2 separate regions of the Mus musculus genome follow, and region 2 is linked to region 1. The links are chromatin loops, found by intact Hi-C in ENCODE. Cell type or tissue: heart. All regions are shown on one strand. Each heading gives the region's core, and the rest is flanking DNA. Links, peaks and the distances in the headings are about the cores only.

Region 1 (17,280 bases), core at 14,661-17,160:
ATACGTCTTGATCTTTTTCAAATAGTACATACACTCCATGATACCTAAGCAAAATATGAGCTTATGGGGCCATTTTCATTTAAACCGTAGATAATATAGGTGAATTGGTAAGAAACTCTTCTAGAAGCTGTTGAAGCTAAGAAGGAACCTCACTGTGTTAGTTGCTGAGGCAGGGTCTCACTGGGCAGTGCAAGTTGGCTTAAACTCCTAGTATTCCTCCTGCCTTAGCCTTCTGGGTATTGGGATGTTAGGCATATACCAACACACACACAGCTGGTGTTTTTCCTTTTTCAGTGCTGAGGACCAAATCTGGGACTTTATCCTGAACTCCATCCCCAAACCCACTGTACTTGGGATATGTTGAAAATTTCTGGGTGGTTTTGTTTGTTTGTTTTCAGATCCAAACCACCTAAAAGAGATGAAAAAGAGAGGAAAAGGCGGAGCCCTTCACCTAAACCAACCAAAGTGCACATTGGGAGGCTCACCAGGAATGTGACCAAGGTAACAACCATAGAACCACAGAGGTTGGTGGGGGTGTGGCTGGATAAGCTGGTGTCAGGCAGCAGGTGCACCTACAATGTATGGAACAATGTATGTGAAGTCTGTGACTTGATCAGAATGCTGCTACATTTATTATTTACTAATAAATTGTCTTACTTATTAGGCTTATGTCCAAGAGATTTTGGCCCTGGTGGCATATTACCAGGTGACACTACTGGAGATTTTCTCAGCATAGTGAATTCCCTGTGCCCATTAAGTAATAGATTGGCAAACAGGGGTGTGACTTTTCTCTCTCTAGGATCATATCATGGAAATATTTTCTACTTACGGGAAAATTAAAATGATTGACATGCCTGTTGAGAGGATGCATCCTCACCTCTCCAAAGGCTATGCATATGTGGAGTTTGAGAATCCCGATGAAGCAGAGAAGGCTCTGAAACACATGGATGGAGGTCAGTGAATCTGTGCCCGCCCTTACTCTGTCACCTCTGTCCTTCCTTGGAGAGGTCTGATGGTTTTGGGGACCCTGAAGTAGATAGATTTCCAAGCCAGGTGGATCTTACTCAGTAGGGGTGTATGTACCAAAAACATGTTTAGAAAGCACTTGCTATTCTTGAAAAACCCAGCAAATATGAATATGTTAACATTTTAAGAAATCTTCAATCTGTTAAAAATGAAGCTTTTCTCACAAAGAATATATTTGGCTTTAAAATGGGAGTATTTTCTAAGTATCCTTTTTTATTTTGCCAACATTTCAGTATTTTTAGGATTGCTTTAGTGCATTGCACACGTACTGACTTCATACAGTGTATCTGTCTCGTAAGACTTAGTGTTTATAAGTTTGTGTTAATGGAGTGGTTTTTAAGGCATAGCACTTAGGAATAGTAGTTGGTGGCAGATTTTCACATTGCCTATAAGTCAGCATCTTAGGGACTGCAAAGTTTGTTTCTAGCTCTAGGATGTAAGATGCTGAGGCTGAGAACTGGCAGCTTACAGTCTGGACCATCAGTCTGTGTGGGGAAACCATAGAATCCTCGGGTGCCTGTTAAGCTTTACAAATATCTTAGTTTCATTTTTGTTTTGTTTTGTTTTGTTTTTTTTTGGTTTTTCGAGACAGGGTTTTCTCTTTATAGCCCTGGCTGTCCTGGAACTCACTTTGTAGACCAGGCTGGCCTCGAACTCAGAAATCCGCCTGCCTCTGCCTCCCGAGTGCTGGGATTAAAGGCGTGCGCCACCACCCCCAGCTTTGTTTTGTTTTTTAATGATTGCTTTTGAGTATGTTTGTTTTGTGGTACTTAGCTGCTCCTTTAGGCTCCCTTATGTGTTTCAGAAGCTCAGCTTGAGCCACCTACGTCCTTGGGTCTGATGAATCACTTTTTAAATCTACCTGGTATTGGATAGTTACTACAGTGAGTTTCTTCATTGGAGCTGGTTTGGGTGAGAGCCAGCAGCTGTCTTAGACTGGGATAAGTTATGTTAAACCTTTGGAGTGTAAAGAGAGTGTACCTGAATTAGCCTCTGGCTACTCATGTGGCCCTTGTTAACACTGAACTAGGTTTGTGCTCTCGGGACCAACCCTAGATGTCGGAGACTAGCCGTTAGGTGTTCTGTACCTTGGTGTTCTTTGCTTTTTTTCTCTCTGAGACTCTTAGTTCCTGGGGTTTGTGTCCTGCAGTGCTTTTCTCTCTACTTTTGAGATCACTTGTAAACTTTTCCTTCTGTCTGTTTGGAAATTAGTTCTTATAGAATGCTGCAGAAGTCTTCAAGCAGGTGCCCCCAGGCTGAGCTCAACAGCCTGAGCTTCCCACCGACTTAGAAGGGAAGTCAAGGCCGGGTTTGGTAGTGCAAGTCTTTAATCCCAGCAGTTCAGGGGCAGATGGATTTGTTCAGATCCAGGTTGGTCTGGTCCACATAGTGAGTTCCAGGACAGCCAGAGCTATGTGGGAGACCCAGTCTCAAAAAGCAGAAGGAAGCCCAGCTTCTAGTGGCTCCTTCCTGACCCTCAAGGCCCCCCACTCTGCACATGACCCTGTGCTGTCCTGTCACTGTTGGCTGGTGTTCCGTGCCTTTAGTCTAGCAGGTTTCAGCACATCCTTCACAGTCTGTGTGCTGGGAAGACGCAGCTGCTCCAGCGCCCCAGTCAGTCTCCTAGACTCCTGCCCTTTCCTGCTGTGGGCTCTGGGATTGTTTGCCTGGTATGCTGACCTGACTTGCTGACTTCCCTGACATAGATGGGGTCTTTGTTTTTGAGACAGGGTCTCCCTACATACTCCTAGCTGGGCTGACCTTAATTTGTACAACAAGGTGGCTACTGAGTCTCCGGGATCCTTCTGTTCTATCTCTACTTCTTAGATGCTGTAATTAAAGAAATGGGCCACCATGCCTGTCCTGTTTCATTTTGAGCTAGTACATGTTGCCTAAGCTAATTAAGGGTCCTCCCCTGCCTCTACCTCCTGAATGCTGGGATTTCAGGCATATACTGCCACACCACAAGTGAGCTATGTTATATGTTAGTCAGAAATTTTATGGTTTTGTTCCTGTTTTCTACAGGACAAATTGATGGCCAAGAGATCACTGCTACTGCTGTGTTGGCACCCTGGCCTCGGCCACCACCTCGGCGATTCAGCCCCCCTAGGAGGATGCTTCCACCACCTCCCATGTGGCGTAGGTCACCCCCACGGATGAGGAGAAGGTGAGTCAATTGGGAATTGTCCTTAAGCCAGCTTGCTGCTTTGTAGGTTTTATAAACCTAAATGGCTGTGGTAACTTTTAGTCCTTTGGGGTTGGATGTAGAAAGCAGGTCAGCATGTGGTACTGGGAGTTGGCCAGAGAAAGGACAGTCAAAATCTGTGGTGTTGACAAGCAGGTGAGTCCCTTCCAAGGAACCAGTTCAAGAGTCTGTGCTGTCGTGGGTCCCAAGAGACCCTCTGTCTTTCAGGCAGGGTGGCATACGCATTTAACTCTAGCACCTGGGAGGCAGAGGCAGGCAGATCTCTGGGAGTTCGAGGCCAGCCTGGTCTGTGGATCTAGTTCCAGAATAGCCTGCTATATACAGAGAAACCCTGTCTCGAAAAACCAGAAGGGGGCGGGGGGGGGGCTTTCGGGTGAGACATAGCAGAAGCCACCGTTTGGGGTTGTGAACAGAAAAAGAATTGTCTTAGAAAGGCCAGTCTGTCCCATAGCTGTGCTGTTTGAATATTGCACTCTTGGCTGACCAGGCTTCTCTTCCCACAGGTCTCGATCCCCAAGACGCAGGTCCCCTGTGCGTAGGAGGTCTCGCTCTCCTGGCCGCCGCCGCCACAGGAGCCGATCCAGCTCCAACTCCTCCCGATAAGCAGGGACATTGATTCGTACCTCTGTAACTTATGTTCCCCAGACTCTGTTTTGTCCTTTTCTCTAGCCAAGTGAGGGTCTGTAGAGAAGGATCCCTTACTGGGTACAGCAGTTGAGATATCTCCTCTACAGAAGGGTTCTGGCTTGTAGAGCTACTGTTGGTTCACGGCTGCTCCCATAGAGGTGCCCTGTAGTTTTCTGGCTAGAAAGTTCATCCCTTCAGTTCTTGATAGGCTGGTAGCAGAGCCAGCTGGAACCTATGGCAGCACACGGATTTCCACAGATGACCCAGAACCAGACAGCCTGGTCTAGCCCCCGCTGTGCCACACCTGTGCAAAGGACCACACTGCTCTTCTGTTCGGCCGACCATGCCCTGCTGAGTACGCTTCAACTTAGAGGGCTAAAACCTTTGAAGGATTCCTCCACAAATGGTTACCTTTCTGTCCCCGTGTCTCTGTTACTTTCTAGAATTTGTGAGCCAGTTCTACAGGGTCCTCATGAAACCTACCCCACCCCGTTGTCACCTGCCATTCATGGTGATGTTGCAGGTTAACCTTGGCAGTGTGTACATTGCCCCTTTTTGCTTTTATTGTACAGTCAGTACTATAAAATTTGTTTTGAGTTTTATAACTTTGTAGCATTTTAGATAAGGTTGTGTTTGTACTTGTGTAGAGTGAAAGGACTGTTGAATAAAACCTAGGATTAGAATGCAAATTGAGTGCTGGTTTTACTGTCTGTCTTAGTCCAGAAGAGTCATAATTTGTATGACTCAACTAAGAACTCACTTTGAGTTTAATCCCCAAAGTGGCATTTCTAAAAGCCAGGAGGACAGGTGGTGAGACGGCCTGGGGCTCAGAAGCTGACTCTGCCTGAGATGCTGCCGCCGCAGGAAAACTGGGAGGGACAGTTCTCTCTTCTGTCTCATACTGGTGCACCACAGAAGAAAAGTCTTAACCAAGAAGGAAGACTTCAGCCCGGCGTGGTGGCGCACGCCTTTGATCCCAGCACTTGGGAGGCAGAGGCAGGCAGATTTCTGAGTTCAAGATCAGCCTGCTCTACAGAGTGAGTTCCAGGACAGCCAGGACTACACAGAAACCCTGTCTCAAAAAACCAAAAAAAAAAAAAAAAAAAGAATAAAAGGAAGACTTCTTGTGTTTGTGCCCCTTGAGTATTGAGTCAAATAAAAATGCACTATTTGGGGCAAATAGCCTAGGTAAAGCCTCCCAGTCACCCCTGTGCTGGCAAGGCCGTCTGTTTTTCACTACGGTGCCAGCCTTGATTTATGGTCCTAATCCCAGCTCTGCAAGTGCCTCTGAGCTCTGGCAGCTCGCCCCAGCAGAATGAAAGCACTCTTGGACACACACCCTGCCCTAACTGGCACAGGGGAAACCCAGTCCTCTGGACGCTGCGGACTGGCTAACCTTGGCCTTGTGGGGCGGGGCCGGCCGGAGAGGAGGAGTCTGCAAGGCCGGGCTGGAAGCGAAGCCGCTGGCTCTGTAGTCCCCACTGATATCCAAGATGGCGCTGGCTGCTGCGCGTCGCCTTCTGCTGCACGCGGGTGCGTGGCCCGGGCGAGAGCGCTGGTGCAGGGCCTCACAGGGCTGGGTGCGCGGGCGGCGGTGGCGAGAGTCTGGGCGTGCTTGCTAACGTGCTCCGGGCTGTCTGCAGGATCCCGCCTCGGGCGCAGGGAAGCGGTGGACGGCGCGCGGCGCTTCGCTAACAAGCGGGTGCTGGTGGAGACGGAGGGCCCGGCAGGTGAGAGGGAGGGAGGGCCACATCTCGTTCATGTCCTCGGGCTCCGAGCCCACACGGTCTGTGAGGTCGGGCTGACGATGAGCTCTTGGAATTCCCAAAAGCAGGGAGTGAGCATAAGCTCACATAAACTCAGATTCTGATTAAAACCTAAGTTCATACCGGGCGGTTTAAATGACAGAATGGGTGAGTTTTTAAAGCTTTGGTTAAAGTTCCTAAAGTTATGGTCTGTTACTTAAACTATTAGTTAAGAATGATTATAGCTTGCGGCGGTGGCTCATGCTTGTAAACTCAGCTGAAGCCAGTCTGAGCCACGTGAGACAGTGTCTCAAAAATCTCACAAAAATGATTGGGAGCGTTTTTGAATATTTTCCTAATACTGGAATGTGGCACAGCAACATTTTCCTAGTTAATGTTGGGTCGCTCCCTGCCCACAACAGAAGGAAGCACCTCCCCTCACAAGCAGAGGCAGGAGGATGGTGAAGTTGAGGCCAACCTGGGCTACGGCTGGAGCCTGCTTTTCCTGTGCTGTTTTGTTTTTTAAAGTGACGATGCGGGGAGAGGGGGAGATTGTAATTTTCCAGGACAGTGACAATGCACTTATGGAAGAAAAACCTGGGAGGGGAGGACAGAGCTAGGGCTAGAGCTTAGGATCACAGTCTATAGGGGGAGGGAGCATTCAACCTAGACATGGAGGTCAAAGTCTGCAAAGTCTGGATTCCCCCCCCCCCAGAGTGATAGAATATGAGTGCACTGGAGAGAGAAAGAAGTGCCTTAATAGTGCCAGACCTGCAGGCTTCAATCCCAGTACCACAAAAGGAAATAAATAAAAATACTACAATAGGTAGCAGTAAAAACTATACCATGGCAAAGTCAGTGGATTATACACTTAAAGGTGACAAGATGTTTAGACTATCATGTAGATGTCATCACAATTTAGAGTAATAAGGTAGTGGCATATATTTTTACATGTATATATTTACCTATATATTTTATATATAATTTTAAGTAATAAGTACGTAACTTATGTATCTCTAGTGAAAAAGCAAAGGTAAAATAGCAACTGGTTTTATTTATTTTTTTTTTTGGTTTTGTAGAGCCAATGGTCCCTATATTTCAAAGGCAAAATTTAAAAGTCCATATGTCCCTTTAGCTTATGGGGTTTTTGTTGGTTTTTTTTGTTTGAGACAGGATTTTATTTATCCCAGGCTGGCCTGGAACTCATGTAACTGTGTGGCTGAGACTTAACCCACCTGCCTCTACCTCCCAAGAGCTGTGATCACAAGTGTTTGTCACACTTTACTTTTTTCTTTTTTTTTTTTAATTTATTTTATTTATGTACGTGGGTTTGGAGGATTTTTGGTGTTTGTTTGTTTTTGCCTTCCTGTATGTTTTGGCCTGTGGAGGCCAAAAATAGGATGTTAAAATCCCCTGAAGGGCTGGAGAGATGGCTCAGAGGTTAAGAGCACTGACTGCTCTTCCAGAGATCCTGAGTTCAATTCCCAGAAACCACATGGTGGCTCACAACCATCTGTAATGGGTTCCAATGCCCTCTTCTGGTGTGTCAGAAGGCAGCTACAGTGTACTCATATACATAAAATAAATAAATAATTCTCTCTGTCTGTCTGTGTGTATGTGTGTGTGTTTCTTTTTTTTTCCTTTTCTTTTTTTTTTTTTTTTTTTTATTCCGAGACAGGGTTTCTCTGTGTAGCCCTGGCTGTCCTGGAACTCACTTTGTAGACCAGGCTGGCCTCGAACTCAGAAATCCACCTGCCTCTGTCTCCCAAGTGCTGGGATTAAAGGTGTGCATCACCACCGCCCGGCTTTTTTTTTTTTTTTTTAAATAAATAATTCTTAAAAAGAAAACTTAAAAAAAAAATCCCCTGGAACTGGAGTTACAGTTATGAGCTGCTATGTAGGTGTTAGGAATCAAACCCAGGTCCTCTAGAAAAGCAACCAGTATTCTTAACCACTAAGCCATCTCTCCAGCTTCTTCTAGCTCACACTTTTAAGTCCCCAGCACATAAACACCCTAAAGACTGTGAACATTGCTAGCACAGAAATAGTCTCTTTCTGAGTTGACACAGGGTCTTTTTGGCAGAGGTTCACTTGATATGACGATGGGTTTTTTGACCTGTTTCACCATTTCTCCAGTGTTGCCTAGCAGGCGCTTCCAATGGGCATTCTGCTCAACCCACCATTCAAGAGTTTATCTGCTATGCACCTTGTTCCAAGAAGTTGGTTTCTACTCCCACAGTGACCAAGTTCATCTGTTCTCTTTTGTCAGCTCATGTTCTCCTTTTGCCTCGTAACCTTTCCCCTAGTGTCCACCCTCCTGCCAGACTTTTCAGATATTTTCCTTCCAACTAAACTTGAGGTGTTTGTCTTGTGCAGCCTGTAACTGGGCCACAGTTACCTCTCCCTCTTAAATCAAAGGTCTTAACAACCCACCTACGGCCTCAGCTGATAAGCCCCTTGTGATTTGGGAGCCCTTTCAGCAGTACCACATGATCGTAGGCAGCAGTACTCATTGGCAGCCAGTACCCCTGGAGACTGGCCCTGGCTTTCTGCACTTAGACTACAAATAACGTGCATGCACAAGGAGCCAAGGGCAGTGGAAGGGCACCGGACCCCAGCATTTTCTACTGCGGTGGCTAAGCGAGTGTGAGCTAATCCCCCATTAGAAACCTTTGCATCTCTGGGTCTGAGAGGTTGGGAATTGCTAGTGCAGAAGAGCAAGAGGAATTGCACAAACGGATGAATTAAAGACAGGAGAGATCTAAGAACAGGCCAATCTGAACAGTCAGGAGCGCTCCGCCCACTGCCATCTCGCAAGACATCCAAGTCATGGCACAGATCAATCGGTCTCTGCTGCCGACTCCTTGGTGTCCTTGAGGCTTGGAGCAACAGTGCAGTGTATTCCCAGTGGAAGTGGCAAGCAGCTACAGTGCTGTGAGGTTTGGGGTGTCAGGGAAACCTTTACCTCTAACTAAAGTAGGTGTCTCACCAGCCCCGAATCTCCAGGCAGGTGGACTGGTCACCTGTGGATACTGGAAAAATGGAGAACGCTCAGGGGCCTGAGACAGGTGCCATTCAAAGGCCACATGATCTTAGTCTTAGGTGCCCTTAGGACTGGGTGGCCTGTGACTGGAATGGAGGTCTGTGGTTACAGAATACTGCATACTGGGCTGATTTGTAAAGTCCAAAGCCATGGACGGGAAGGACTGTGCCTCCTCTGAAGCCTCCAGAAGGGTCTCCTCCGCATCGTCAGGCCTTTGGTACTGCCCCACCCCTTGGTGTCCGTCAGCTTGTGGGAACTCCTTTTACTCTGTGGTGGGGGGTGGGGGGGTGAGTAAGGGTGTACACATGTGCCTGTTCTCCACTGAGGCTGGGTCTCTCCGTGACCCCAGAGCTTGCAAATTCCAGTTGGTACAGCTATCTAGCTTGCTTTTAGAATCCTGTCTCTACCTACAAAGTGCTGGAATCACCAGTGAGGACCTGTATCCAGCCTGTTTGTGGGTTCTAGGATCTGACCCCCAGGCCTTATCCTCAGATGTCAAGTGCTTTAACTACAACTCAGACCTTTGCCACTGTCTTTATATGGCCTTCTCCTTGTACCTCTCCTTTCCTAAGGACAGCAGTCCTATTGAACATAAAGCCCATTCTAATGTGACTGTTTGTATGAGACAGGGTCTCATGGAGCCCACTGGCCTATGTAACTTTCTGCTCAGGTGGAAGGGGCAGCCTGGGACTTGGAAGCCAGGAACCACACAGCTCTGAAGGGAGAAGGTGTCCCAGTGGAAGGGCGTTCTGAGACATAGGGGCCCAGGAACCACACAGCTGTGAGATGGGACAATGTCCCAATGGTCCCTGAGACAGGAACCACACAACTCTGAGAGGAAGCCTCCCTCCTCAGCGGAGGCCTTGCAGCTCCCAGGGGAGGGGATCCCCAGCTGAGCTGAGCAGTTCAGGAGCCTCAGCCCCCCACTCCTTCTCTCCCTTCGGCTCTTCATTGCTTCTCGTCTTCTTCCAATGAGAGAGTCCCACCAGGCAGCAAATCTCATAAAAGATTTATTGGAGGGTCCAGGATGTAGAGGGCTGGATCCAGGAGTGGCTGCCTCAGCTCCCAGGAGCAGACAGCAGGGAACAAGCCTGCATTTGAAGTCATGGTTTTCAGATGTGTCCACCCTATAGCCCATGGGCTGCAGTAGCCAAGGACACCCTAACAGGAACTGTAAACTAACTAACACATGAGTTGTTCTTGTTCTTTGTTTGTTTGTTTTGGTAACTAGTTGTACATTTCTTGTTTGTTTTATTTGTTGTCCATAAATTTATTTATTTACTTTTGGTTTGTTTGAGACAGGGTTTCTCTTTTGTAGCATAGACAGATAGACAGATACTTTATTATGCATTTAGTTTAATCTCAAATTTTACTTATGTTTCTCTGTGTGTGCCTCTGTGTATGTGGGGTGATGATCACACTTCAAAATTTTTCAATGACTGTGGTTGGCTGCCATCTTGTCTGGTAACCTCACCAAGGTCCATTATACAGGTCTTTTTTTTTTTTTAAAGATTTATTTATTTATTACATGTAAGTACACTGTAGCTGTCTTCAGACACCCCAAAAGAGGACATCATATCCCATTACAGATGGTTGTGAGCCACCATGTGGTTGCTGGGATTTGAACTCAGGACCTCTGGACGAACAGTCGGTGCTCTTAACCACTGAGCCATCTCTCCAGCCCCATTATATGGTTCTTGGAAGTGAACATTGTAAATGACATGCTGCAGTATCAAAAGGCTGGATGTGGCGCTTAGACCACGAGCCAAGCTGTTTGTCGTGCTGGGTGAGAATGTGCAGCTCAAAGCCTCAGAACCAAACCGTGTTTCAAGTCAGGCTTTCTCTATGAGCAGAGCTGACAGCCTGGCAGCCTCGTGCCGGCCTCAGCAGGTCTCAGGTCCTCCCGTACAGCTGCCCTTGGTGGTCCCAGGTCCTCCGGTACAGCTGCCCTTGGTGGTCCCAGGTCCTCCCGTACAGCTGCCCTTGGTGGTCCCAGGTCCTCCCGTACAGCTGCCCTTGGTGGAACTAGAAATTTCTGGCAAATTCTCCTCTGCGCCTCCAGCTAGGGGAGCATCACACCTCTCCCTAAATTAGTTCTGCCTTCTAGGTTGCCATGACCTCTAAAGATGGAGGACGGGCAAGAGTCGTGATGGTGTCTGTGTCCGTGTCCCCTGCCTTAGGATGAGAAGGGTCATCTGTGATCTAACATATGCTTGGGTGCCCGTATCCAAGTACTACAGGCAGCTTCAGAGTCTTTGTTCTCGAGAGGGCTAGTGACATTGTCTTGGGGGCCTGAGACAACTCTTTTTTTTTTTTTTTTTTTTTTTTTTTGGTTTTTCGAGACAGGGTTTCTCTGTATAGCCCTGGCTGTCCTGGAACTCACTTTGTAGACCAGGCTGGCCTCGAACTCAGAGATCCACCTGCCTCTGCCTCCCGAGTGCTGGGATTAAAGGCGTGCACCACCACGCCCGGCTCTGAGACAACTCTTAACCTTGACCCTTCAGGAGGTTAGAGAGAGATTATTTGGGGATTTGAGATCTCTGTGAAGCCACAATAGCAGATTGAAGCTGTCCTTGGGTACACAAGACTCACCATCTGCAACCTCACCAGAAACCACAATTCCCACATCCTTTATTTTCTTTACCCATTGAGCCATCGTGCCAGCTCCTATCTGAACAGTTTTGTTTGTTTGTTTGTCTTTCAAGACAGGGTTTCTGTGTGTGGTACCAGTTTCTTGGAACTTGCTTTGAACACCAGGCTGGCCTCAGACCCAGAGACCTGCCTCTGTACCTCCTGAGTGCCAGGATCAAAGGTGTGCACCTCCACACCAGGCTGAAGGAGTGTGAAGGTTTTTGGTTGGTTGGTTTGTTTGTTTGGGGGGTAATTTTCTTAAAGACAAGGTTCTTTTGTGTGACCCTGGTTGTCCTAGAACTATCTCTGTAGACCAGGTTGGCCTCAAACTCAGAGCTCTACCTGTCTCTGCCTCCTGAATCCTGTGATTAAAGGCCTGTGCCACCACTTGGCCTGCCTATAAACCTCTAAATTCTGCAGTTACTGTAGCCAGACTAGGAACCAGGGGTGGGCAGGTATGGCCTGGGCTAAGCCCTTGAGAGGACCCCCTCTTTTCTAAACTAGGGGTTGCAGTGATGAAGTTAAGGAACCCTCCCGTGAATTCCCTCAGCTTGGAGTGTCTCACAGAGTTCACCATCAGCCTGGAGAAGCTGGAAAATGACAAGAGCATCCGAGGTGTCATCCTCACGTCGGTACGTGCCTGTTCAAGCCACACCCCAGCCTGACTGCGGTAAGAGTAGGAACCTGGAAGATCTGGAGCCCTCTATCATGCAGGGCTGAGTCACCAGGCACCCCTAATCACCACTAGGGACCTCTAGGACAGTTTCCTGGAAAGCAGGTTTCCAGGCTTTTTACTTTACCTGTGAAAGTATTTTTTATTTTCTGTTGTAACTGTTGTCTTGGAGGTTTAAAATCTGACTTCTCTCAGCTTCTGAATTGCTCTGCTTGGCCTCTAACTCTGGCAGTCTGTTCTAATCTTCTGCCTCCTTTTCATTCTTGGCTAATTCTGTCTTCATCTGTGTCTAGCTTTTTCTTTCTTTAAACTGTCTCTGTAAAATGCTTCTGGTAAAACTATCTCTCTCTGTCTCTGTCTCTCTCTCTCTCTCTTTTGGTTTTTCAAGACAGGGTTTCTCTATTTAGCCCTGGCTGTCCTGGAACTCACTCTGTAGACCAGGCTGGCCTCGAACTCAGAGATCCACCTACCTCTGCCTCCCAAGTGCTGGGATTAAAGATGTGCGCCACCACACCTGGCCAAATGCAATTTTAAAATAAGCTTTTGCTTATGTGTCCTCTAGACTGTACCCTGAAAAAAGTGGAAATCGATGGACAGAAGGGGCCACTAGAGAGAAGACATAGGAGAAATGAGCAGTTAGTGCCACGAGGGACAGCTTCAAGTGAAGAGGTGGCTAGAGCAGTTCCTGCGAGGCCCCAGTGTCATCAGGAAATAAAGTCTGGGGCGCAGCATAGCAGTTACGCTTTCTTAGGACGTGCAACGAGTCAGCTGGGGACTGGAGCTGCAGTCCTAACAGCAGTAATTACCGTAGCTGACAGGAAGGAAGCTGAGAGTCTACATCAAGGCCTACTTGGGTATGTGACGCCCATGTGATTAAATCCTAAGAAACTAATAGAGAGCATATCAGACCTTCCATATATCCGATGGCTGTGGCTTGCGTCTTAAACGCAAGAGAACTCGGATTTCGGGACAGAGGGCAGGAAGGACAGAGGCAGGACGATCTCTGTGAGTTTGAGGCCAGCCTGGTCTACAGATGGAGTTCCAGGACAGCCAGGACTATATGGGGAACCTTGTCTCAAAAAAAAAAAAACAAAAACAAAAACAAAAACAACCAGAGGGAAAGGAAAGAGAATGCTGTAATTAGGACAGATCACACAGATAACGGGTTTGATGTTTGTGTTATGACTGCTGGTTCTCGGGAATGATGACAGTGACAAAGGTAACTGCCCCCAGGATAGAGGAGACAGTGTCAGCTGAATGGAGGGAGAAAATAGTTCATCTGGGGTGCTCGTGGGCCAGCTAGGTTTCCAGCTAATGGGATCATCAGTCCAGCCAGCTCCTGCTGCTGCTTCTACTCTCCCTGATGCCAGGAGAAAATGGAGTTGATACTATTTGTGGGAATCAGCACTAGACAATGTGTACATAGGCCATATTTACAGAGCCCAGAGGTAAGAGTTTGAATGTGACTTAGAAGGCTCAGAACCCTTCTATAGGATAAATCTATAGGCATCACCTAGAGTGCTTTACTCTTCCTCCCATGATATCTGCCTCCGGGGGCCTGGAGAGGTGGCTCAGTGGTTAGAGCACTGGCTGCTCTGGAAGAGGGCCTGGTTTACTTCCCAGAACCCACAGGTTTCTCACGACCATCTAGAACTCCATCCCCATCCCCATGGGACCCGACACCATCTTCTGGCTTCTGCAGGCACTAGGCACATGCAGACAAAGCACTCATACACATCAATAAAAAATTAAAAATAAAGCCTAAATCTGCTGCTACCTTCCAAGTGCTGAGACTACAGACATTTGCCACCAAGACCAGTTTTTTGTTGTTCCTGTTGTTATTACTCCATGTGGCCATTGTCCTGTCAGCCCTGTCTCTTCTGCCATCCTTTACCCACAGTAGAGATGACCCACAAGCCCACTGTACCCAGTCTCATTCGAAGCATCTGAATCAGTCATGCATAGTAGTGCACCTTTAACCCCAGCACTTGGGAGGCAGAGGCAGGCAGTCTCTGAGTTCGAGGCCAGCCTGGTCTACATAATGAATTCCAGGACAGCCGGGTCTATTATACAGAGAGACGGGATGTTGGTGGTGGGGCTGGGGCTTGTGATTAGCACAATTTGAGTCTTTTACCTTACAGAAAAGGGATGCATTTCATAAAAGCACTGAGATCAGCCCACAAGTATTGTGGGTCAGCTCATACCCAGGAAAAATGGACTCAGCTGCACTGTGGACTCCAGAGTCACAGATGTTGTCTGTCTGTCTGTCCACTCCCTCACCTGACAAAAGGTGCAAATTATCTAGTTGCTGCTCCAGCACTGCCCTTGAACAAATCTCCGAGCCGAGCCTCAAGCCCTGGCTGAGAGCCCTTGTAGAGGGAGCTCCCCAGTTGGGATTCTCCTGAGCCATTTCCCAGGATTTGGTCCTGACCCCAACACATGGCTCTGTCCTTGCCACTTCCCTGTAGCCACTGGCGCTTCCTCCAGCTGTGTTCTCCCCATACCTACTTTGGTAGCTATCAGATCTGAAACATGCAACTGAGGGTCTACGTGTGTTGCTATGTTGTTCTAGATCTTTCTTCTGCCCTGGCACTTTGTTTCTGCCCTTGCTCAACCTTGGGAGTTAGATCAGAGCCTGCGCCCCTAAACCCAGGGATGACAGAACTGAGCACGAGTGTGCTCTGGTGTCAAACAGCTTGGTACCTGTGTGTCTCTGAGCAGTACCCAATGTTACCTGTTCCAGTTTGAAGTTAGGAAAGGACAGACATCCCAGAAAGCAGTCAGTCCAGGCTGTGTCCTTGACCCCTCAGTTCTGGACTCCATGGAAGCACCCTCTTACCAGCCAAACACGGCCCCACCCTGCCTTCTCCCCGCAGGAATGCCCGGGTATCTTCTCAGCTGGCCTGGACTTGCTGGAGATGTATGGCCGGAACCCAGCCCACTATGCTGAGTACTGGAAGAACGTGCAGGAGCTGTGGCTGAGACTCTACACGTCCAACATGATCTTAGTGTCTGCCATCAATGTGAGTGCCCCTCCCCACACACACACACCCACAGTTCTCGGAGGACCAGACAGACACGGCAGAGAAAAGGCCACTGAATGGGAACCAGGGCCTGGATAGCTGGAATGAGCCCTATGCAGATCTATACTTAGGAAGTGATGTTTCTATCTGACCCTGGGAAGATCGAGCAGTAGAAAAAGGATTGAGGCTCAGCCTCGCAAAGTAGACTTCTTGCCAGGTGCGGGTGATGCACACCTTTAGTTCCAGCACTGGGGCAGCCAACTCTACAAAGCGAGAGCAAGTTCCAGGACAGACAGCTAGAGATACACAGAGAAACCCAGTCTTGAAAACAAGTGCCCCAAAATAAAAAATAGGGTGAAAAATAACAACCATCAAGAAAAGAAAACTCAGAGTTCTCTAAGTTGGCGTGGCTGTAAGGATCAGAGCCATGGGAGCTGAAAGGAGAGACTGAAGAGAGAAAGCTAAAAGAGAATGTAAGACACTGGAGAAAACACGATGACTTGTCTCATTAGGGGGCATGAGGGTCACACAAGGAGGACACTACCATTTTGGGGTTCCCAAGCATACTGGTCACTCTGTGTGATAACAGCTCTACAGCCTGACAGGTCTGTCTTAGCATCAGGTGAAAGCTGCAAAAGGAAAAGCAACTTGCTGTTCTGAGGAAATTTTTGGCCCCCCAAATGCTAAAGAGTCCTATGGCAAAGCCTTTGAGTCTCTTAAGACCCCAGCCCTGATCCCTGAGGTGCCAGTCGCAGTTTACATAACTACCAAACATACTTGGCCCAGTGCCGTGCCGTGAGCTCTGACCTCTTATCCCTTGCAAGTGTGAGCGCCTTCTGCCCTGCCTAAGGAATATTACTGGAACACCTCCTGACCGATTCTTTTCTCTCTGCAGGGAGCCTCTCCAGCTGGAGGGTGCCTCTTGGCTCTCTGCTGTGACTACAGGGTTATGGCTGACAACCCCAAATATACTATAGGATTGAATGAGAGCCTGCTGGGCATTGTTGCCCCCTTCTGGTAATACAAAGGACTGCACCCATACTTTATATTTGCATTCTGGTGGAACATCCCCTCATGGCTCAGAGGTAAACGATGTCTTCATTGCAGGTTTAAAGACATGTATGTGAACACCATCGGGCACCGGGAGGCGGAGCGTGCCCTTCAGCTGGGGACCCTTTTCTCACCAGCAGAGGCCCTCAAGGTGGGAGTGGTGGATGAGGTGGTACCTGAGGATCAGGTACACAGCAAGGCTCGCTCAGTGATGACCAAGTGGTTAGCTATCCCAGGTAAGGAGCAAGCATGCTAGTCCCTCCATGCAGCTTTGGAGTGGCTGGTTAAGGGAAGCCCTTTCTCATTCTGGTTGACCCACCCTGGTGAAACCAAAAGTCCTCCTCACAAGTTGGGATTTGGGACAGTAGTCTGTGCTCTTGGTCTGTTTCCGTGATGCTGTGACACAGGAGTGAGCTTTACCGGTCAGGAGACTGCTGTTGAGTAGGGCTCTTACAGAAGGAGGGAAGCCATCAGAACACAGCTGGTCATACAGCCAATGTGGTGAAACTGCAGGGACACCAAGACGTTTTGGTGTTTGACTTTTTTGAGACAGGGTCTCACTGTGTAGCTAAAGTTTTCCTGAGACAACCTACTTACCCCATCTCTTCAGATCTGGAACCTCTCCTTGTTGGAACACAGGCATGTGCCACCAGCTCAGACATTGACATGTTTATTTGTTTTGGTTTTCCAAGACAGGGTTTCTCTGTGTAGCCCTGGCTCTCCTAGAACTCACTCTGTAGACCAGGCTGGCCTTGAACTCAGAAATCTGCCTGCCTGTGCCTCCCGAGTGCTGGGATTAAAGTCGTGCACCACCACGCCCGGCGACATTGAACTTTTAAGTTCATAGATTTCCCAAATTATAAAGAGTCTAGGCAGGCCTCCTTGAAACGCTCTTCTCTTGGGAGCCAGTTGCTAGTCCCTCCATGCACTACCAAGCATTTACTGATTTGGAAAATGTGGTCAGTAGAATTCAAGGAAAAGAACATATCAGCTATTTGTGGGACTGTGGGGCTGAAACTTGGGGCCCCATTTGTGTTCTCTACCACTGACTTGTGTGCCAAGCCCTAGACATGACATAAAACACAGCAAACTTTAAGAGGCAGGCATAGTGGCAGTGCCTGTAATCCTAACACTCAGGGGACTAAAAGAGAAGTGCTACACATCCAAGACCATCCTGAGCCACAGAGACTGGCTCAGCAGCAACAATAAAAACTGTCTTGCACTGGGCAGTGGTGGCCACACACCTTTAATCCCAG
Region 2 (7,138 bases), core at 2,317-4,816, 260 kb before region 1:
CCACGCCCCACCTCTCCGGGCTTTAAAGTGCAACAGCCCTAGGTGTTCTGTAGTCACCTTCTTCCATACCTAGGCTCCTGCAGATTCAGGCCCACCGTATTCCCTTTAATTCCGGTGGTGGTTGTGGGTCCCTCACCTGACCCCCTCTTGTATAGCTGTCTGCCCACAAAGACGTAGGCATGGCTGTTTTTCTATTTATTTTTCTACTTTATTTTTGAAACGGGGTTTCACTGTGAAGTTCTGGTTAAGCTGGAATTTGCCATGTAGACCAGTTCCGTCTTGTCTGCCTCTTGAGTGCAGGGGGTTAAAAGCACCCTGCTTGATGGGCTTTCAGCATTGACACCTGTGAAAGGTAACCCAGATTTCTGAAAGTCTCAGAAAGACCTGATTGCCCTTCTAGCACCCATGCAAGGCCTACCTGTGCCAGGCCTCCTTTCTAGACCACTGATGGAGGACTGGTTTCCCCAGCAATGGAGTGGCTAAGGCTACCTCTGCCCTCCAGATACCCTTGTAGCAGCTTACGCACCCCAGCTGCCTGCCTTCCTTCTACCTATCAACTCAGGCTGCCTAGTTTCCTTTACCCTTCCCTCCTGAGCAGCCACGACCTAGCCTAGACCTCCCTTGAAACTCAAGGTCACATTCTAAGACCAGTGGGTTCTCCAAGTGGTCTCAATGCTAATACCTCAACTTCTCCATGCAGGCAATAGAGACACCTTCCCATCCTGCTACCTTCTCAGTCCTACATTTCACAGCAGAAAACTCCCTGTGTCCCCTTCCCACCTTGGCTGAATCCAGTCTACCACCCTTTAAACTGGCCCGTAGAAGAGCCTTTGTCTTGTTTCAGAGAGGACGTTACTGAGAGCAGCTTTAGCCCTTCCTCCACCCTCTCTTGCTCCATTCTGACTTTTGAAAAGAGGAATCTTCACTCTTGCCCCCACGCCTTCACCCTGTCTCTCTCCAACTCCTTGCCCTTGCCAAGGTCACACTTCCTTTCTAAGCCAGCACACAGGGCCTCGGTACTGCTATCTCCAGTGCTTCCTCCCTCTCCCCCTCTCTTTCTCCTGTGTGCCTAGAGCCTGAAGAAGTCAGAAGAGCTCGTCAGATCCCCTAGAGCTAGAGTTAGTAATGCCTGTGAGATGCCAGGTAGGTGCTGGGAATTGGACAGAAGTCCTCTACAAGAGCAGTGAGTGTTCTTAACCACAGAACCTTGCTTTAGTCCCCATGGGTTTTTTGTTGTTGTTGTTGGTGGTGGTGGTGGTGGTTTTGGTTTTTGGTTTTTCGAGACAGGGTTTCTGTGTGTAGACCAGGCTCGCCTGGAACTCAGAAATCCGCCTGCCTCTGCCTCCCAAGTGCTGGGATTACCATGCCCGGCCCTTGGTTTGTTTTCTATTCAGCACTTAATATCCCACAATTCTTTGCTGCTTAATCATGTGCTAGGTAGGTCCTTCTTGGTGCGCTTCCCTTTGCTGTCTGCTATCCTCCAGCACCAGTTCCCAGGTCTCCTTACTTACTACTCAGAACCCATTTTCCCACAGGAAGTCCTCCTGACATCCCCCATGTTTCTCCTCTCCCTCCCCTAAGTGTCCCCCTCTGGCCCTTGCATCGAAGGTTGTTGTGACTTTTTTTTTTTTTCAGACATCCAGTAGGGTGCCCAGATCTGGCCACCCTAGTAACAGAGCTAAGCACCTAACTATATGTCAGGGCCTATGCTGAGGCATTTGAGGTTATTGTCATGCCTACTCTTAGTCACTGGTTAGTGAGACAAACCTAGGAAGACTAAGAGCCTTCCTCCAGTCACCAGCTAACAAATGAAGGAATTACAATTCTGGTCTAGGGCCCGCGCTAGTGGCTGAACTACCAGGTGAGCCACCATCTCTCACTTCGTTCCATTTCAAACCTCCCACCCAGATCTTCCAGGCACTGTGCAGGGCCTCTACTCTGAGTGGACTCTAGGAAAGAAACCACAAGAGTGCATCCCTGCCTTCTCCTTTACTGTTACTTCCCCCTTGGCATGAAATCATAGGTCATGAGTTCTGGCCTGTCACTGTCAGTGGGGATTTCCAGACACAGAGAGGGAGGGGCTTGGAAATGCACATCAGAGACCCATAAGGAAAGGGACAGAGATGGAAGCTGGGCTCCTTAAACAGCCGATGGCACTTTCCAAAGGTCCTAGAGAGGAGGCAGAGAAGTTCAGACACTTCTTAACATCCCAAACAGCCGTAAACTGGAAAGACCAGGGAAGCTATTCCCAAGAAGGAAAGACCAGGCTTGAGAGTACACAGCTGTCACCTCAGCACCATGGGCTCTGAGGCAGAAAGACTGTTAAGTTCGAGGCCAACCTGGGCTACATTGTACTGTCTCCAAACAACAACAACAAAAAAAAAGGGGGTGAGACAAAAGAAAAGAGAAAAAATGGGAGGAACAAGGGGAGGGGGAAGGGAAGTAGACAGGGAGGGAGAAGCAGTAGCCTTTACAGGAACATCAAGAACCGTGTGACCCAGGAAAAGCCCTGCAGCAGCCTCCTTCCAACCCACCACAAAGGCATGGGGGTGGAGAGAGAGGAACCTGGGTGAGATAGAACCACGTGTGGCCCAGACATGGCTGGTGGAAACATTAAATAGCATAGGTAACGGTACTATTCTGAAAAATGGAACATGATCAAAGGCAGCTTGTTCTTTTTTTTTTTTTGGTTTTTCAAGACAGGGTTTCTCTGTGTAGCCCTGGCTGTCCTGGAACTCACTTTGTAGACCAGGCTGGCCTCGAACTCAGAAATCCACCTGCCTCTGCCTCCCAAGTGCTGGGATTAAAGGCATGCACCACCACTGCCCGGCGGCAGCTTGTTCTTTAAAAAAAAAAAAAATTAAACTAAAAACTAGTTGAGCCATGTATGGCAGTGGACATCTGTAATCCCAGTGTTTAAGAGGCTGAACAGGATGGGAAATCTTGAGGCTAGCCTGGGCTATACAGACATAAGGGTGGCACTGTAGAGTGTGTGTTTAGCAGCGTGCATAGGGTCCTGGATTTAATTCTTAGCACCAGAAATAAATACCTATAGACTACGGATCAAAGAAATAACAACAGGGAGGGCTGGAGAGAAGGCTCAACGGTTAAGAGCACTTGCTGCCCTTGAAGAAGACCTGGGTTTTAGTCCCAGTATCCATATGACAGCTCATGGCTGTCTTGTAACTTGTTATAGGGAGTCTAACGCCATCCTCTGGTCCCATGGCACACGGGCATATGTGCAGGTGATCACCCACAGAAATAAAAACCCCTGCTGCTCGTGGTGGCACACTCTTTAGCCTTAGCACTCAGGACTCAGAAGTAAAAGGATCTCTAGGAGTTCAAGGTCAGCCTGGTCTACATTGCAAGTTCCAGGAGAGCCAAAGCTACATATGGAGACCTTGTCTAAAATAAAATAAAAACTAATAAAGTCCAATAAACACAGAATCTGTCTTGCTCTGCTTGGGCTCCTCGATAAGTTTGAATATCACATGGTTTGCAAATCTACACTGTTTCTATGTATCAGACCACAAGAGAGACACTAGATACATATTTACAAGGCAATGGTTCTAGAGACAGAGAAACCCTTCCTTCTAGCAAAAATTCCAAACTTCAAGAGTGCAAGAGTGATTGGTTCTTAACGCTGAAGATAAACAGGCAGGCAGTGAGGCAGCTCTGCCACTAGGGGGCATAGGAGATTAGTTTACTGTAACCTTGGCTCTGGAAGCTGGTTGTCAGGTGTTGAATAAACCCCAATCTGTCTTTGACCCTATGTTTCTCCACTTGGTAGTGGGAACACACTATCAGGAAAGCAATGCTGAGCTGGGAGCCTGTTGTGGGAGCACACGCGACCCTGGACAAATCTCCCAAAGGAAGCCAGAAATGGGTTTGCTAGATAAAGGGATGTGTGCCCAGAAGGAGGATCTGGGGCTCCGTCATGAGGACCCAGAAAAAGCTGATCCCTAAATTAAGTCTTAAAAGATGAAAAGGTTGCAGGGTGTGGTGGCGCATGCCTTTAATTCCATGCATGGTAGTAAAGACAGATGGATCCCTGAGTTCAAGGCCAGCCTGGTCAACAGAGTGAGTTCAGGACAGCCAGGGCTATACAAAGAAACCCTGTCTTGAAAAACAAAAAAGAAAAGAAAAAAAGATGAAAATGTTTAAAACAGGAAAAAGATGCAACCCAGTTTTCTTCTTTGTGTACATGTGTGGGAGGCTTAATGTAGCCTAGGCTGGCCTTGAACTCCTGATCCTCTGGCCTCTTAACTCCCAAGTCCTGAGCTCACAGGTGTGCTCCTTGTGTTTGTCCATGACTCAGTGCCAGTCACAGGATGGTCCTGAGCACTGACAGTAAGAGGAAAGAGCAAGTTTAGGGAATGCTGGCAGTGCAGGACAAACCTTGGAGATGCCCTGTACCAAACCAGCAGTGCAGCAGCTGTTTATTCTGCAATGTCCAGCACTCGTGCCCCGGAGGGTGGAGGGCAGGAAAGCAGCAGTGTTTTAGGAGCTACACCAGAGCCCAGTCTTCCACCAGAAGGTGTTTGAGCAGTAGTAAACAGCCTACAAACAGCGGTTCTGGATTCCTGTGAAGAACTGCAGAAAACCAGTGCTCACTGGAGCAATGCTAGTGTAGTCCTAGGGTCAAGTCTCTGCTGGCCTAGTAGACAAGCACTTCACAAACTGGGTTAGGCCTCCCAGCATCCTCTGAAGTAACCTGCAACACAGCAAAGCCCTTGTACTAGGAGACAGCAAAGGAGCAGACCACAGGCCATATTTACCCTTGTGGCCAATCTGGGGATGAGAACTAGAGAAGTTGGCTGCCGCTGTTTCATGGAGAAGCAAGTGGGGTCCCAGAGGAGTTGCAGGTACAGAGCCCACAAGTCTTACAGGGAGGAACCAGGCAGGGTAGTTGGCATTTGTGTAGAGTTCAAAGGAAAATGTTCTGCTAGGCCTGGTTGTATAGGCCTATAATCTCCCCTACTTGGATGGGCTATTGGTTCAAGGTCTGTCTGGGCTACAGAGTGAGTTAAAGGACAGCCTGGGTACTCTAGGACACTCTGTTTCAAGCAAGAAAGTAAAACAGTATTTAAAGAGGTATACAAGGCATTAGGAAAGATGTCACTATTAACTTATACAAATGTCCGAGTAAAACAGTCTCCTTTTGCATGAGAGATGGGAGTTTGCCTTTTGATACTGAGTTTTGTTTCACAGGAACCAAGATGACTGGAGATATGTGATGACGATTCCTGACAGTGGTCCTTCTCCATTTACTCCAAATGACGAGTTGTGAGGACCAAAAGGCAGAAAAGCAAGGTCAGGAAGCTGTGGCTGGCAGTGCAAATCCAGCAGAGGCTATACTTGCCTCTGTGCAGCCTCGTCGCTTTAGCTCTACTTGATCGATCCTTGGTCTATTCCTTCTCAAGAGGTAAACAGTATATCCTGCGAGAAAGGTGTGACGAGCCTCCCACCCTGTACTCTCATGACACAGATGTACAAAGATACCTCTTCAACAGATACTAACTTTATTTAGGAAACATACTAACACTAACCAAATCACTTATTTTCACATCACAAAGTTGTATATTGCTGCAAGTCCACACTTTTGCTTTGTAAGCACGAGTATGCTGGCTACTCATCCAGACACTCCGATGGTCAGCTGGGGACCACATTGTTTTCTGTTTCTTTTTTTTTTTAAAGATTTATTTATTTAGTATACAGTGTAGTACACTGTACTGTCTTCAGACACACCAGAAGAGGGCGTCAGGTCTCATTACAGATGGTTGTGAGCCACCATGTGGTTGCTGGGAATTGAACTCAGGACCTCTGGAAGAGGAGTCAGTGCTCTTAACCACTGAGCCATCTCTCCAGCCCCCTATTTCTTTTTTAAAAGATAAGGTCTTTATGTAAGCTAGGCCAGCCTAAAACTCCCTGTTAGGTCAGACCAGCCCCATGCTTGCAATCTTCCTGCCTCAGTCTCCTGAGCGCTGAGATGACAGTGCAGTGTGACTCCTCTAATTGGTGGCCATTTGTCAAAATCCATAACTACAAGGTTTAAAAGGCAAAATTATGCTTTGGAACTTCTCCTTAGGCCTTCAGCTTACAAACTTTTTTTAAATCTTTCTTCTTTGTTTGTTGTTGTTGTTGTTTTGAGACAGGGTTTCTCTGTATAGCCCTGGCTGTCCTGGAACTCACTTTGTAGACCAGGCTGGCCTCGAACTCAGAAATCCGCCTGCCGCCTCTGCCTCCCGAGTGCTGGGACTAAAGGCGTGTGCCACCATGCCCGGCTTAAACCTATATTTCAATTTTATGTTTATTGTGTTTTGCCTGCATGTACGTCTGTACACCACTTGCATGCAGTGTTCAAATAGCCCAGAACAGGGTGTCAGATCCCCTGGAACTGGAGTAACAGATGGTTGTGAACCACAATTTAGGTGTTGGAAATCAAACCGGGATTATCCAGACAAGCAGACAATGCTCCCCCACCCTACTCCCAGAGACAAGGTTTCTCTGTTTAGCCCTAGCTATCCTGGAACTCACTCTGTAGACCAGGCTGACCTTGAACTCAGAGACCCACCAGCCTTTGGCTCTTGAGTACTGGAACTAAGGCACCACTCAGCCAGTGCTCTTATGAGCCATCGAGTTCAGCATATAAGCTCCTGAGCGCATCTCCAATGTGGTGGTATAATGCACAGCAGAGGTGCTCTGGTCTCTTCACATAGGAAAATAGGCTAGGCAGCAACTGCAGAGCAGACAAGCAGCACACCAATGGATGCCTTCCTTTTGTTGTGGTTGGTTCCTGACATGTCACAGATTAGCCTATCCATGTGTCCACTGGCTGCTTCCTTAGTCCTACATACAGTATTCACAATTTCCATGCAGATCAATAAATGACCAAGCCTTCAAACAAGTATCATTTGTCTGTAACAACGTAGCCATGAGACACTGCATCTAACACCTACAGCACAATCAAAGATTGATGTAACAAGGGAAGTCATAAAAGACTCCATTTATTTGTCTGTTTGTTTGTTTATTGAGACAGGTCTCTTGTAGCCATAGCTAGCTTGAACTTGTTCTGTTGCTAAAGATGATTTGACATTTCTGCCTCTACCGTCCATGTGCTGGGATTATAGACACACAC

What was found. Peaks named below come from ENCODE experiments on the same cell type or tissue, not always from the same donor. Only the 100,000 strongest peaks of a DNase experiment are listed, where the experiment ranks them.
Region 2: it touches region 1 in a loop (2.8-fold over the local background); 5 of 42 quality-filtered maps call a loop at or near these places.

Annotation. Positions count from the first base shown.
Region 1 is chr17:24,421,351-24,438,630 of GRCm38, forward strand. It overlaps Eci1 (enoyl-Coenzyme A delta isomerase 1), which reads left to right and starts at 5,333. Exons shown (of 7, transcript NM_010023.4): 1 at 5,333-5,392; 2 at 5,503-5,589; 3 at 11,783-11,910; 4 at 14,828-14,974; 5 at 15,870-15,991; 6 at 16,082-16,260. The coding sequence starts at 5,353. It overlaps Rnps1 (RNA binding protein with serine rich domain 1), which reads left to right. Exons shown (of 9, transcript NM_009070.2): 6 at 399-501; 7 at 800-953; 8 at 3,052-3,193; 9 at 3,736-4,548. The coding sequence ends at 3,835. In heart, for the core only: a CTCF peak has its summit at 15,992 (motif pointing left); a DNase peak (open chromatin) is centred at 16,001.
Region 2 is chr17:24,169,932-24,177,069 of GRCm38, forward strand. Tbc1d24 (TBC1 domain family, member 24) reads right to left here. Exons shown (of 8, transcript NM_173186.4): 8 at 5,500-7,138. Among named protein-coding and RNA genes, the nearest start is that of Atp6v0c, 4.1 kb to the left of the region's middle. In heart, for the core only: a CTCF peak has its summit at 3,665 (motif pointing right); no DNase peak of the experiment used is centred there.